2 separate regions of the Homo sapiens genome follow, and region 2 is linked to region 1. A link is a loop called in an ENCODE intact Hi-C map of the cell type or tissue named here. Cell type or tissue: PC-3. All regions are shown on one strand. Links, peaks and the distances in the headings refer to the core of each region. The heading gives the core; the rest is flanking DNA.

What was found. Hi-C counts contacts between places; a loop is a spot of excess contacts. Peaks named below come from ENCODE experiments on the same cell type or tissue, not always from the same donor. Only the 100,000 strongest peaks of a DNase experiment are listed, where the experiment ranks them.
Region 2: it touches region 1 in a loop (2.1-fold over the local background); 1 of 110 quality-filtered maps calls a loop at or near these places.

Annotation. Positions count from the first base shown.
Region 1 is chr3:121,525,993-121,532,214 of GRCh38, reverse strand. POLQ (DNA polymerase theta) reads left to right here. Exons shown (of 30, transcript NM_199420.4): 7 at 2,423-2,570. Among named protein-coding and RNA genes, the nearest start is that of POLQ, 17 kb to the left of the region's middle. In PC-3, for the core only: a CTCF peak has its summit at 2,708 (motif pointing right); no DNase peak of the experiment used is centred there.
Region 2 is chr3:121,434,361-121,440,582 of GRCh38, reverse strand. POLQ (DNA polymerase theta) reads left to right here. Exons shown (of 30, transcript NM_199420.4): 27 at 467-591; 28 at 4,308-4,461. Among named protein-coding and RNA genes, the nearest start is that of POLQ, 110 kb to the left of the region's middle. In PC-3, for the core only: no CTCF peak of the experiment used is centred there; a DNase peak (open chromatin) is centred at 3,732.

The DNA.
Region 1 (6,222 bases), core at 981-4,980:
GTTGAATCACAAAACCTATCTGAACCTCATATCTTCACCTGTTAAATAGGATATTATAATCCCTATCTTGAATATTGTAAGAATTAAATATGATTTTTAAAAATTATCTGGCATCTAGAAAGTTACTTGATAAATAAGTACCCTCCCATACTCCCAAATACACTTTAATCCTGAGGTTAAAGAACTGACTCATGTACATTGGTGGAGTGAGGCATCTGCTGTTTTTGTGCAGAGTTGTGCCTCTGAGTACTAAAACAGCTAAGGGTCATTTTAGAATTGGAAATAGAATTGGAAATTCATGTGTTTCACTAACTACCTAGGTATGCATTTGTAGTTTCTGCATACTTGGTATGGAATCTTGCTTGCTTTGCTCTGTGCCCCATATTTCGCCTGGCTATGCCTTGGTTACTTCAATACATTTATGTGTGAACACATTCATTTGCTCTCCTGTTAATTTTTTTCTTCTTTTACCATGTCTGTGCCTCCACCCTTTTGAACCACTTATATTTCTTACCTGGATTATTGAAATATTTCCTAATTGTTCTCTCTGCTTCTGACCTTGTCCCTTTCAGTCTGTGCTTACAGGAGCTAGTGATCTATTTAAAATGAACATCAGATCATGTTACCCTTCTTCTCAGAAACTTGCAGTGGCTTTCTGTTTCATTTAGAATAAAAGCCAGTGTCTTCTTAGTAGTCTATAAGGTCCTACATGATCTACATCCCCCACCCCTCTTAGTGCTCTGACTCTATCTACTATGTTCCCTCTCACTTCCTTCACACTGGCCTCTGCTGTTTTTTAATACAACAAGAGTTTCTGGCCTCAGGTTCTCTTTTTCTAGAATACTTTCCCCTTAGGGCCATCAGTGTGGTTTACTCTTTCACCTTTGGACTTTTTTACTCAAATGTCACCATCTTAGACCTTCCCTGGCCAACTTGTCTAAATTATAGTGTTCTCCCTTACATGGTCTCTATTTCTTTTCCCTTAGCACTTTTCAAAACCAAACATATTATTATTATTATTATTTTTGAGATGGAGTTTTGCTCTTGTTGCCCAGGCTGGAGTGCAATGGCGCGATCTCAGCTCACCGCAACCTCCGCCTCCCGGGTTCAAGTGATTCTTTTGCCTCAGCCTCCCGAGTAGCTGGGATTACAGACATGCGCCACCATGCCCAACTAATTTTGTATTTTTACTAGAGGCGGAGCTTCTCCATGTTGGTCAGGCTGGTCTCGAGCTCCTGACCTCAGGCCTCGGCCTCCCAAAGTGCTGGGATTACAGGAGTGAGCCACTGCGCCCTGTCCCTTATGTATTTTACTTACCTCATATTTGTAATTATCTATCTCTTCCTACTGGAGTAGAAACATTATGAGGGTAGAGCTTTTTTTCTGCTTTGTTCGCAGCTCCATCCCCAGTACCTAGAACAATATTTGACAAATAGTAAATATTTGTTTAATGAGTGAATAGATGGATGCATTAATCCAGTTTTTAATACATACATTGACATACTTCCAGTATGGAGAACTTGCAGGGCCACCACAGTGGATTCACATGTGCCCTTTTGTTCATTTGAAATGTGTTGCCTTTCTTTGAGATAATGTTTCCCCACCTTCACATCTCAGCTAAATTGTTTTCTCAGGACAATTTTTCTTTCAGATCTTTCTGTCAAATATGAGGCCTCAAAACACCGTAAAACTCTCTTTTAATGGTATATATTATTGTTGTATTTTATATTTATTTATTTAGTACACATGCTCTTCGACTTATGATAGGGTTATATCCTGATAAACTCATTGTAAGTTGAAAATGCCTTTAATACATTTAACCTACTGAATATCATAGCTTAGCCTAGCCTACCTTAAATGTTCTCAGAACATTTACATCAGCCTATAGTTGGGCAAAATCATTTAGCACAAAGCCTGTTTTATAATAAAGTGTTTAATATCTTATAATTTAACGAATACTGTGCTGAGAGTGAAAAATAGAAGAGTTGTATGGGCACCCAAAGTATGGTTTCTATTGAGTGCATACTGCTTTTGCACCACTGTAAAATAAAAAAAAATCATAAAGTCCAATCATTTTAAGTTGAGGATATCTGTATTTTAATGTGTCTCTTGGTGAGACTATAAACCCCTTGACTATTAGGATCTTGACTTTCTTTTTACTCAATATTGTATTCCCATTGCCTGAGGGTTGGAGCTCAGTAAATATTAGTTGAATGAATAGTAAGTATTTCTTTCACCTTTCATCATTAGGAGTTTATTTTTTCTTCTTTTTTTCCTTTCTTTTGTTATTGACTTTGTAACTGATTTTCATTATGCCTTAAAGAAGAAAAAGCTTCCCCAGAAAGGAAAATGAGTGCTTTTAAACTGATGTGAGAATCTTTTGAAAGGACCACTAAAGTGGTTATTTATCTTTCTGTTTTAGGGAGATGAGGACCATGTTGTTAGTTTATGTTATGAGACGATTTGTGATAACCATTCAGTATTACTTTTTTGTCCATCAAAGAAATGGTGTGAGAAGCTGGCAGATATCATTGCTCGAGAGTTTTATAATCTACATCATCAAGCTGAGGGTGAGTTATGGATGGAAAGGAAAGCCTTCATGCTTAGTACATTTGCTTGAAAGTAATGGTAGTGATTATATTAGCAAAAACATGGCTTTTGTTCATCATTGTCACTGCCTGCCCACTAGGTGGTATCCTTTTTACCAAACTGTGCTTTTGCGATTCTAATAATATTCCGTCCCTAGTATAGACTATGTATACACACACATGCTTAGACTAATCAGCTTTAGATTTTTAGAATACTGGGTATATACTATAGTTCTTTATCAGGGATCCATGGGCTTTAAGAGTTTGATCTTTGGAGCCCCTAAATTGGATGCAAAACTTCACATGTAGACATTTCTTTGGGGAAAGTAACCATATCTTTCTTTATATTTCCAAAGGAATGTGTAACTCTGAAAAGAATCATACACACATACATACATATGTATAAGTTGACCCTTGAATGACATGGGTTTGAATTGCGTGCGTTCATTTATATGTGGATTTTTTTTCAATACATAATATATTAGAAAATGTTTTGGTGATTTGTGTTAATTTGAAAAAACTGACAAGCTATGTAGCCTAGAAACATGAAAACATTAAAAAACAAAAAGAAAAAGGTATGTCATGTAGCCTAAAACATATGTAGATACTAGTCTATTTTATCACATACTACCTTAAAATATACACAAATCTATTATTTATTTATTATTATTTTTTGAGACAGAGTCTCGCACGGTCGCTTAGGCTGGAATACAATGGCATGATCTCGGCTCACTGCAACCTCTGCCTCCTGGGTTCAAGTGATTCTTCCATCTTAGCCTCCCCAGTAGCTGGGATTACAAGCACCCGCCATCATGCCCGGCTAATTTTTGTATTTGTGTAGAGATGAGGTTTCACCATGTTAGCCAAGATGGTCTTGAACTCCTGATCTGAAGTGATCCGCCTGCCTTGGCCTCCCAAAATGCTGGGATTACAGGCATGAGCCACTGTGCCCGGCCCAAATCTTTTATTAAGAATTAAAATTTCTGCCAGGCGTGGTGGCTCATGCCTGTAATCCCAGCACTTTGGGAGGCTGAGGAGGGTGGATCACCTGAGGTCAGGAGTTCGAGACCAGCCTGGCTAACATAGTGAAACCCCGTTTGTACTAAATACAAAAAATTAGCTGGGTGTGGTGGTGCACGCCTGTAATCCCAGCTACTCGGGAGGCTGAGGTGGGAGAATCACTTGAACCCGGGAGGCAGAGGTTGCAGTGAGCTGAGATCATGCCATTGCACTCCAGCTTGGGCAACAAGAGCGAAACTCCATCTCAAAAAAAAAAAAAAAATTAAAATTTCCAGCCCAGCCAACATAGTGAAACCCCATCTCTCCTAAATACAAAAATTAGCTGGATGTGATGTCGGGTACCTGTAATCCTACCTACATGGGAGGATAAGGCAGGAGAATCACTTGAACCTGGGAGGTGGAGGCTGCAGTGAGCCGAGATCACGCCACTTTACTCTAACCTAGGTGACAGAGTGAGACCCTCTCTCGAATAAATAAATAAATATTTATCAAAACTTAGGCACACAGACACAGACCATACATAGCCCCATTCACAGAAGAAAAATGTAAACAAATGTAAAGAGGCAGTGTTAAATCATAACTGCATAAAATTAACTGGTATATACTGTACTACTACTGTAATAATTTTATAGCCACCTCCTGCTGCTGTTGCAGTAAGCTCACGTGTTGTAAGTATGCACTTAAAATATGACGCTTATCACCTTCATATGAGCAGTTTGTGTCTCATAAATTTCATATTGCAGTAAAAAGTAATTTATCATGTTTCTTATGTACTTTTCATCATATTTAGTGCAGTACTGTAAACCTTGAATAATACCATGGGACCAATTTGAGGTGCCACTAGTGATGCTGGAAGTGTTCCGAAGAAGCAGAGAAAAGTAGTGGCATTCTAAGAAAAAATTGAATTGCTTGCTATGTACCATAAGTTGAGGTCTGCAGCTGCATTTACTATTTTAAGATAAATGCATCGAGCTTAAGTACTACTGTAAAAAAAGAAGGAAATTTGTGAAGCTATTGCTGCAGCTTTGCACATTTTATGAAATACTTCTTCATCTGATTTTGAAAATGCAGTTTTATGTGGCTGCAGGATCACTATATGAAAGGCATACCTGCTGGGTGAGGTGGCTTATGTCAATAATTCCAGCACTTTGGAAGGCCAAGGCAGGAGGATCACTTGTGTCCAGGAGTTCGAGACCAGCATAGGCAACATAGTGAGACCTTATCTCTACAAAAGTTAAAAAATTAGGCCGGGCATGGTGGTTCACACCTGTAATCCCAGCACTTTGGGAGGATGAGGTGGGCGGATCACCTGAGGTCAGGAGTTTGAGACCAGCCTGGACAACATGGTGAAACCCTGTCTCTACTAAAAAATATAAAAATTAGCCAGGCGTGGTGGGGCATACCTGTAGTCCCAGCCACTTGGGAGGCTGAGGCAGGAGAATTGCTTGAACCTGGGAGGCAGAGGTTGCAGTGAGCCGAGATCGTGCCACCGCACTCCACCCTGGGCGATGGAGCGAGACTCCATCTCAAAAAAAAATATCCAGGTGTGGTGATGTGTGCCTATAGTTCCAGCTACTTGGGAGGCTGAGGTGGGAGGATCGTTTGAGCCTGGGAGGTAAAGGGTGCAGTCAGCCATGATCGTGCCACTGTGCTCAGCTCAGTCTGGGTGGCAGAGTGAGATCCTGTCGCCACAGATGCACGTGCGTGCGCGCGCGCACACACACACACACATACAGAGACACACACGCACACACACAGAAGAAATACATACCTATAGACTCTACTACGATTTGAGAAAAAATGAAGTCCATATGGCAACTTAAAGCAAAAGGATCTAAAGCTGGAGAATTTAATGCCAGCAAAAGATGGTTGGATAATTTTAGAAAGAGGTTTATATGTGGATTTTTTTCAATACATAATATATTGGAAAATTTTTTGGTGATTTGTATGAATTTGAAAAAATGTCAAGATAACAGGAGATGCAAGACCAAGAGGCTGCAGATGAGTTCCAAGATACCATTAAGAAAATTATTGAGGAGAAAGGATATCTGCCTGAACAGATTTTTAATGCAGATGAAAGTGCCCTATTCTGAGAAAAAAAAATTGCCACAAAGAACCCATTTATTAGTAAGAAAGAGAAGAAAGCACCAGGATTTAAGGCAGGAAGGGATAGGCTAACTCTTGTTTTGTGCAAATGCAGTTGGGTTTATGATCAGGACTACTCATGTCTATAAAACAGCTAATACTCAAGCCTTAGAGGGAATAGATAAACACTGGTTGCCAGTCTTTTGGTTGTACAAGAAGGACTGGAGAGTGAGAACCCCTTCTCTGGATTCGTTTCATCGATGCTTTGTTTCTGAAGTCAGGAAATACATTGCCAGTAAGGGACTGCCTTTTAACTTTCTTTTGATACTGAACAATGCCTTGGGCCATCCAGAACCCCTTGAGTTCAACACTTAAGGCATCAAAGTGATCTACTTACCCCCAAACACAGCATCTCTAATTTGGTCTGTAGATCAAGGGGTCATGAGGATGTTTAAAGCTCATTACGCACTGTACTCTATGGAAAGGACTGTCAACATTATGGAAGAGAACCCCGATAGAACCTTGTGAA
Region 2 (6,222 bases), core at 1,460-5,459, 92 kb after region 1:
GGGCAGATCGCTTGAGCTCAGATGTTTGAGACCAGCCTGGGCCACATTACGAAACCTCATCTCTACAAAAAATATAAAAATTATCCTGGCATCGTGACGCGGTGCCTGTAGTCCCACCTAGGCAGGAGGCTGAGGTGGGAGGATCTCCTGAGCCTGGGGAGATCCAGGCTGCAGTGAACCATGATAGCACCACTGCACTCCCACCTGGGTGACAGAGTGAGCGAGATCCTGTCTCAAAAACAAAAAAACCCAAAGAGTTAGAGTATTTCATTTCTAAAGTCTCTTTTATTTCTAACTTTTTGAGTCTAGAAAAAGTGAATGAAAGTTCGCATGCCTGATTTGACGATATGATATTAATGTTAAGAATCATCGTGGGGTTTTGGTGTATTTTGCCATATTTAAGCCAGTGAATGAAGTGAAGGATAGACTTTGGTTCTAATTAATTATTTCTGTATTTTCTTTGTAGGGATTAATCAATTCATGACAGAGACAGTGAAGAATTGTAAAAGAGACGGATTTGTTCAGACCATTTTGGGAAGGCGTAGATATTTGCCAGGAATCAAAGACAACAACCCTTATCGTAAAGCTCACGTATGTTGAAATTTTTTAGGAATTTTAACTTAACATTTCAATGACATGTACTTTTTCAGCAGAGTAAATACTACAAATATCCGTTTTAGGGATTACTGGCATATTAATTGGATTTTCTGTATAGACAACGTCAACCATTGGTTTCATTAAGGACTTCTGAAGTGATGGCACATGCCAGTATTTGCTGAACAGAGTCTGGGGGATTAATGTAAACATGTGTTTACTTAATAATACTTTAAACATGTTCTGTTGCAGTAAACCAATTATTTATTAGCTTAGGTACTAAGTTGTAAATAAACTTAATTTTTACATTTGCTAATTATTCTTTGTTTCCTATACCATATACTAATTTATCATATCATACCAAATTGCTAACATTCCTCAGAGATTAGCCAGTCACTAAATTTTGATTAATTTTTGGTTCATTCTACTTGTTTGCTTATTTTAAAAGCACTATCTGGCCAGGCACAGTGGCTCATGCCTGTAGTCCCAGCACTTTGGAAGGCTGAGGCAGGAGGATTGCTTGCGCCCAGGAGTTTGAGACCAGCTTGGGCAACATAGTGAGATCACCTATATCTATAAAAATAAATAAATTAGCTGAGTGAGGTAGTGCAATGCCTGTAGTCTTAGCTACTTGGGAGGCTGAGGTGGGAGGACTGCTTGAGCCCAGGAATTGGAGGCTGCAGTGAGCCATGATTGAACCACTGTATTCCAGCCTAGGTGGCAGAATGAGACCCTATGTTTAATTAAAAAAAAAAAAAAAGGCACTATCTCATCAGAGATTATTAAGATATCCCAAATAGTGAATAAGGCTATTTTTAACGGCACTTAAAAGATTTATTGATATTTGCTCAAATTATGTTTAAGTGTCTTTCTGAATTCATTGGGATTCATGAAAGTATTCTGTGTACCTAAGTATTTAAACTTCTAGTATAGTTCATATCTTCCTATTTTAACTAGATGTTTTTTGCCCTTCACCCATAACTTTGTGTTTTAGTGCTCATTAGACATTGTATATAATGAAAATACCCCGCTAAACTTCTGTCTGGAGCTCAAAGCCTTCAGAGCATTAATGCTTTTAGGGACTGTGGAAGAATAGTTGGCTTTTTGTTACTGCTTTACTCTCTAGCCTCCCATATATCCACATGCAAATATCAGATATTTATCAGGCTTTTACCATATCTCTAAGTGAACTAGTAACTTTAGTTGATGGACTAGGAAACTTAAGTTTTAAGTCTTGGAAGAAATAATGCAAACAAAAAAATATATATGAAAACATCATTGATATACTTAATTATTTAGGTTTCAGGGAGAAGGAAAGACTTAAACAGATTCTTGAAGGCTAAAGTTTAGGCTGTTGGGAATGAGAAAAAGACAATCACAAAAGGATAACTGAGTGAGGACTGGCTAGAAGCCAAACTGGTAGGAATGGAGAGTTTGAGTTGTCACATAGGGGTATATAATTTTCTCCTGGATAGATGGAGCCAGCTAGAACCTAGGAGACTAAAAGGCTTCTTCTAAATGACAGAAGGCTTTTAGTGGCAGGCTGAGAAACTTGGACTCGATCTAATAATACGAATTGATTATGTTTTCTGGAATTTACATGATAAAAAATGGAATATGTAGTTATTAATATAAATGAATCATATAAGTTTGTGAAAATTAATATTATTGTACCTGAAGATGCAAGAGAGTAATAAGACTTTTTCATGCCAAATACTTCAGTGTTAAAGTTCTGATTCATTATGTTGCTGCTGAGGAAAAATATTCCAGCCCTCTGAATTAGGAATAGAGTAAACACAGCCAGGTTGTTTTTTGGTTTTTGTTTTGGTTTTTGCTTTTGTTCAAACTTTTGTTGTACTGAAAAATACATTCTCACACATAAAGAATGTAGATTTCACTAAATTATCACAGAGCTACACCTGTGTAACTACCACTCAGGGCAAGAAATAGAATACTGTCAGTGCCCCAGAAGCGCCCCTCATGCATCCTCCTAATCACCACCCATCGCCTTCCCAGAAATAGCCACTGTTATAACTTCTAACACTATAGTTTTGTTTTGCATTTTTTTGAGCTCCATATACATCATATATGTATATTTTGTATCTAGCTTCTATCAAAATTACATGGGTAAGTCATTCTTGTTTCTTGTAGGAATAGCTGTATACTCTTATATAAATATACCATAATTTATCTATTTTTCTCTTGATGAGAACTTGGGTTTTCAGTTTGAAGCTAAGCTATTATGTTTTTGAACATGCTTGTACAAGGTTCTTGGTGCACATTTACATGCATTTATGTTTGGTAAAGACACAGTGGTGGGATTGCTGCATATTTTCAACTTCAGTAGATAAAGCCAAATTGTTTTCTGTGGAGATTATAGCAGTTTGTCCTCCCTTCAGAAGAGTATGTGAGTCCTCACTGCTCTGCATTCTTGTCGACACTTGCTATTAAGCTAATATAATTTTAGCTATTCTGGTGGGTATAAAGTAGTATCCTGTAATTTTAATTTGTGTTTCCTTGGCTACTAGTGAGGTAATCTTACAAATGAGCAACCTTACAAATGTGTATTAGCCATTTAGTTATTTTTTCATGGGTAAATACCTATTCTGGTTTTCTTTTTAATTTTTCTGTTGAGTTTTCTGCATTTTTTCTTATCAATTTGTAGGAACCTGTTACTGGTTACATGTGTAGAAAATATTCTCTCCTACATTGTGTCTGGCCTTTTCTCCCACTCATTAGTAATTTTAGGTGTGGAGAGAGGTTTTTGTTTTATTTTGTTTTTCTTAAAGACAGGGTCTCACTATGTTGCCCAGGCTGGTTTCAAACTCCTGGTCTTAACTGATCATCTTGCCTTAGCCTCCTGAGTAGCTGAGATTACAGGCATTTAATATACTAGAAGTTGGGTATAGCTCAGATGACAGAGGACTAGAGAATACCTCTCATGTTACATTGACCCCCTTCCCTGGAGTAGACCTTTTTCATTTTCTTAGATATTTTGGGGCACCGGGAATGATATTCATATATAGATTACACCTGGATATTAACCCAGACTCCCTTCTCTACTCTTCCAAGATGATTAATTTTAGTAGGCATGGTTCCCTGCCAAGAAGCACTTGGCAGCAGTCATTTCAAGGAAGTTGTAACTGAATACCCAGGGATCTAGGATGTGCGTTTTCACTAGCGGCTAAGGATTTGCCTCAGCAGCCCATGAAAAGCTCTGATTCACATCAGAGGGCTCCATACCTGCAGGGCTCACACTCTATATTAAAGACCAAGAGGCCATTGGTATAGAGGGTGTGCTTAGGACATTCCAACCCCCCTCCCAAAGAATGATATTCTACTTATTTAGGATTAAGATTATTTTGAGGAGCAGATCTCTTAGAATGATGTCTAGAACAGCTATAACACTGATGAGCTAAATACATCTAAGTGCAAAGTAGTTTTTGGATGCTAACTGAGTAGTCAAGATATCTAAGCTGAAGCAATCTGACCTTATTTTTGTCTGCCCTAATGTGGAAACCCCAGAATCTAGAGCCCTGGATCATGATAGGTGTTATTCTTAGGATGCAGCCTAATAGTTGGTGTTCTGGGTTGCATCTCAGTCCAGCTTTCCAGTCTGGCTGCAAATGTGAGCACTGAACTGTGGACACTAAAGGAAAGTATGAAACCATGTTGGCATATCTGGTGGAGCACCTGTTGATTGTTTTTTCTAGGCTGAGCGTCAAGCTATCAACACAATAGTCCAAGGATCAGCAGCTGATATTGTCAAAATAGCCACAGTTAACATTCAGAAGCAATTAGAGACCTTCCACTCAACCTTCAAATCCCATGGTCATCGAGAGGGTATGCTCCAAAGTGACCAAACAGGTTTGTTCATAGATGAGGCCTGTGCTGTAACATGATGAGAATAATTGTATCAGAAATGTAAATGGGAAGTATTTTTTATTTTATTTCTCAACAGTTCTCAAATGTTTTGGTCTCATGATGTCTTTATACTATTAGAAATTATTAAGGATTTCAAAGAGCTCTTGTTTTTGTGGGTTATGTCTATATATTTACCATATTATAAATTAAAACAGGGAATTTTAAAACATTAACATTTAAAGTAATTACAAACTCACCATATTTTGACATGTCACATATTTTTATGAAAATAACTACATCTCTTAAGAACTAAAGAAAATTCTTGATAGGTGGCTTTATTTTACATATGTGTAAATCTCTTTAATGTTTGGCTTAAGAGAACACAGCTGGCTGTTTGTATCTGCTTCTGTATTCAATCTGTTGTAATATCACATGTCCTGTAACCCTCTTTGGGAAACTCTGTACAGTCTGGGATGATGCATGTCTCAATTTGTGGGAGACGGATGAGTTTCCCAGGATGTGGAATTTCACTTCTATACCAGGACAGTTGGCCACTTTGCTGCACTCTTACAAGAAAATAAAACTGAAAAAGGCAAATAGCCTCATAGTGTTATTATGAAAGTAATTTTGACTGCAGATTTTGGGATCCTCTGTGGTCTTCAGACCATACTTTAAGGATATGTTGATATTCCTATTTATGACCTTCAGTGTTCTCTGATCTTAGAATATACTCTTGATCTCTTTATCACATATGTTCCTTTGCTGATATTGTTTTCTTGTTCTTACTTTCAGAATATTTTCCCTGAGTTTTCCCTTTATTGCTTGGATAAATTATTTCTTGTACTAACAAGTACAGTGAAATTTTCTTTTTTTCTTCTGTCACATTCCATATTTCTGCTTTAAATACCATTTCACTGTCACTGAGATTGTCAAACCATGACAGCAGACTTTTTTTGTTTTTGAGACAGAGTTTCACTCTGTCACCCAGGCTGGAGTGCAGTGGCACGATCTCAGCTCACTGCAACCTCTGCCTCCTGGGTTCAAGGGATTTTCCTGCCTCAGCTTCCTGAGTAGCTGGGATTACAGGAGTGTGCCACCATGCCTGGCTAATTTAAAAAAATTTTTTTTTTAGTAGAGAGGGGGTTTCACCATGTTGTCCAGGCTCTTCTGGAACTCCTGACCTCAAGTGATCTGTCTGCCAAGCTTGGCTTCCCAAAGTGTTGGGATTACCAGCGTGAGCCATCACACCCAGCCAGGAGGCATGTTTTAAATTTTCCTGGGAAGAAATTAAGGTTTGGTGCATACAGAGGAAGAAAAAGCTGCTAGAGATGGGGCAGAAAGGTCATGATTAGTTATTGAGGATGAGATTTGCTATTTCTAGAAGAGACATACATACAGGTTATAGAGAATAATACAGCCAGTTATAACGTGTTCACTTACGTACAAAAATACGTAGATAACAAAAGTTTATTTTCTCATTAAGTGAGGATTATTAATATTGTCATCAGTCCCCCTTGAAATACCTGAGGCCCCTCATTCATTTTCAGTGTGGGACTATGTGTGTATATACACACACATACACATTTATATTTAATTGAGAGAGAATATATAATTAAACTCATTTGGGGAGTAATACTGTGCTGTGTGCTTTGGGGATTTAGAAGTAAAAGTTATCAATCTATCTTTAAATTTAAGTTCTATTTAAGAAAGGAGAGGAAGATATGATACCTGACTGAAGTATTTGTATTAATTCCACACAGCAGA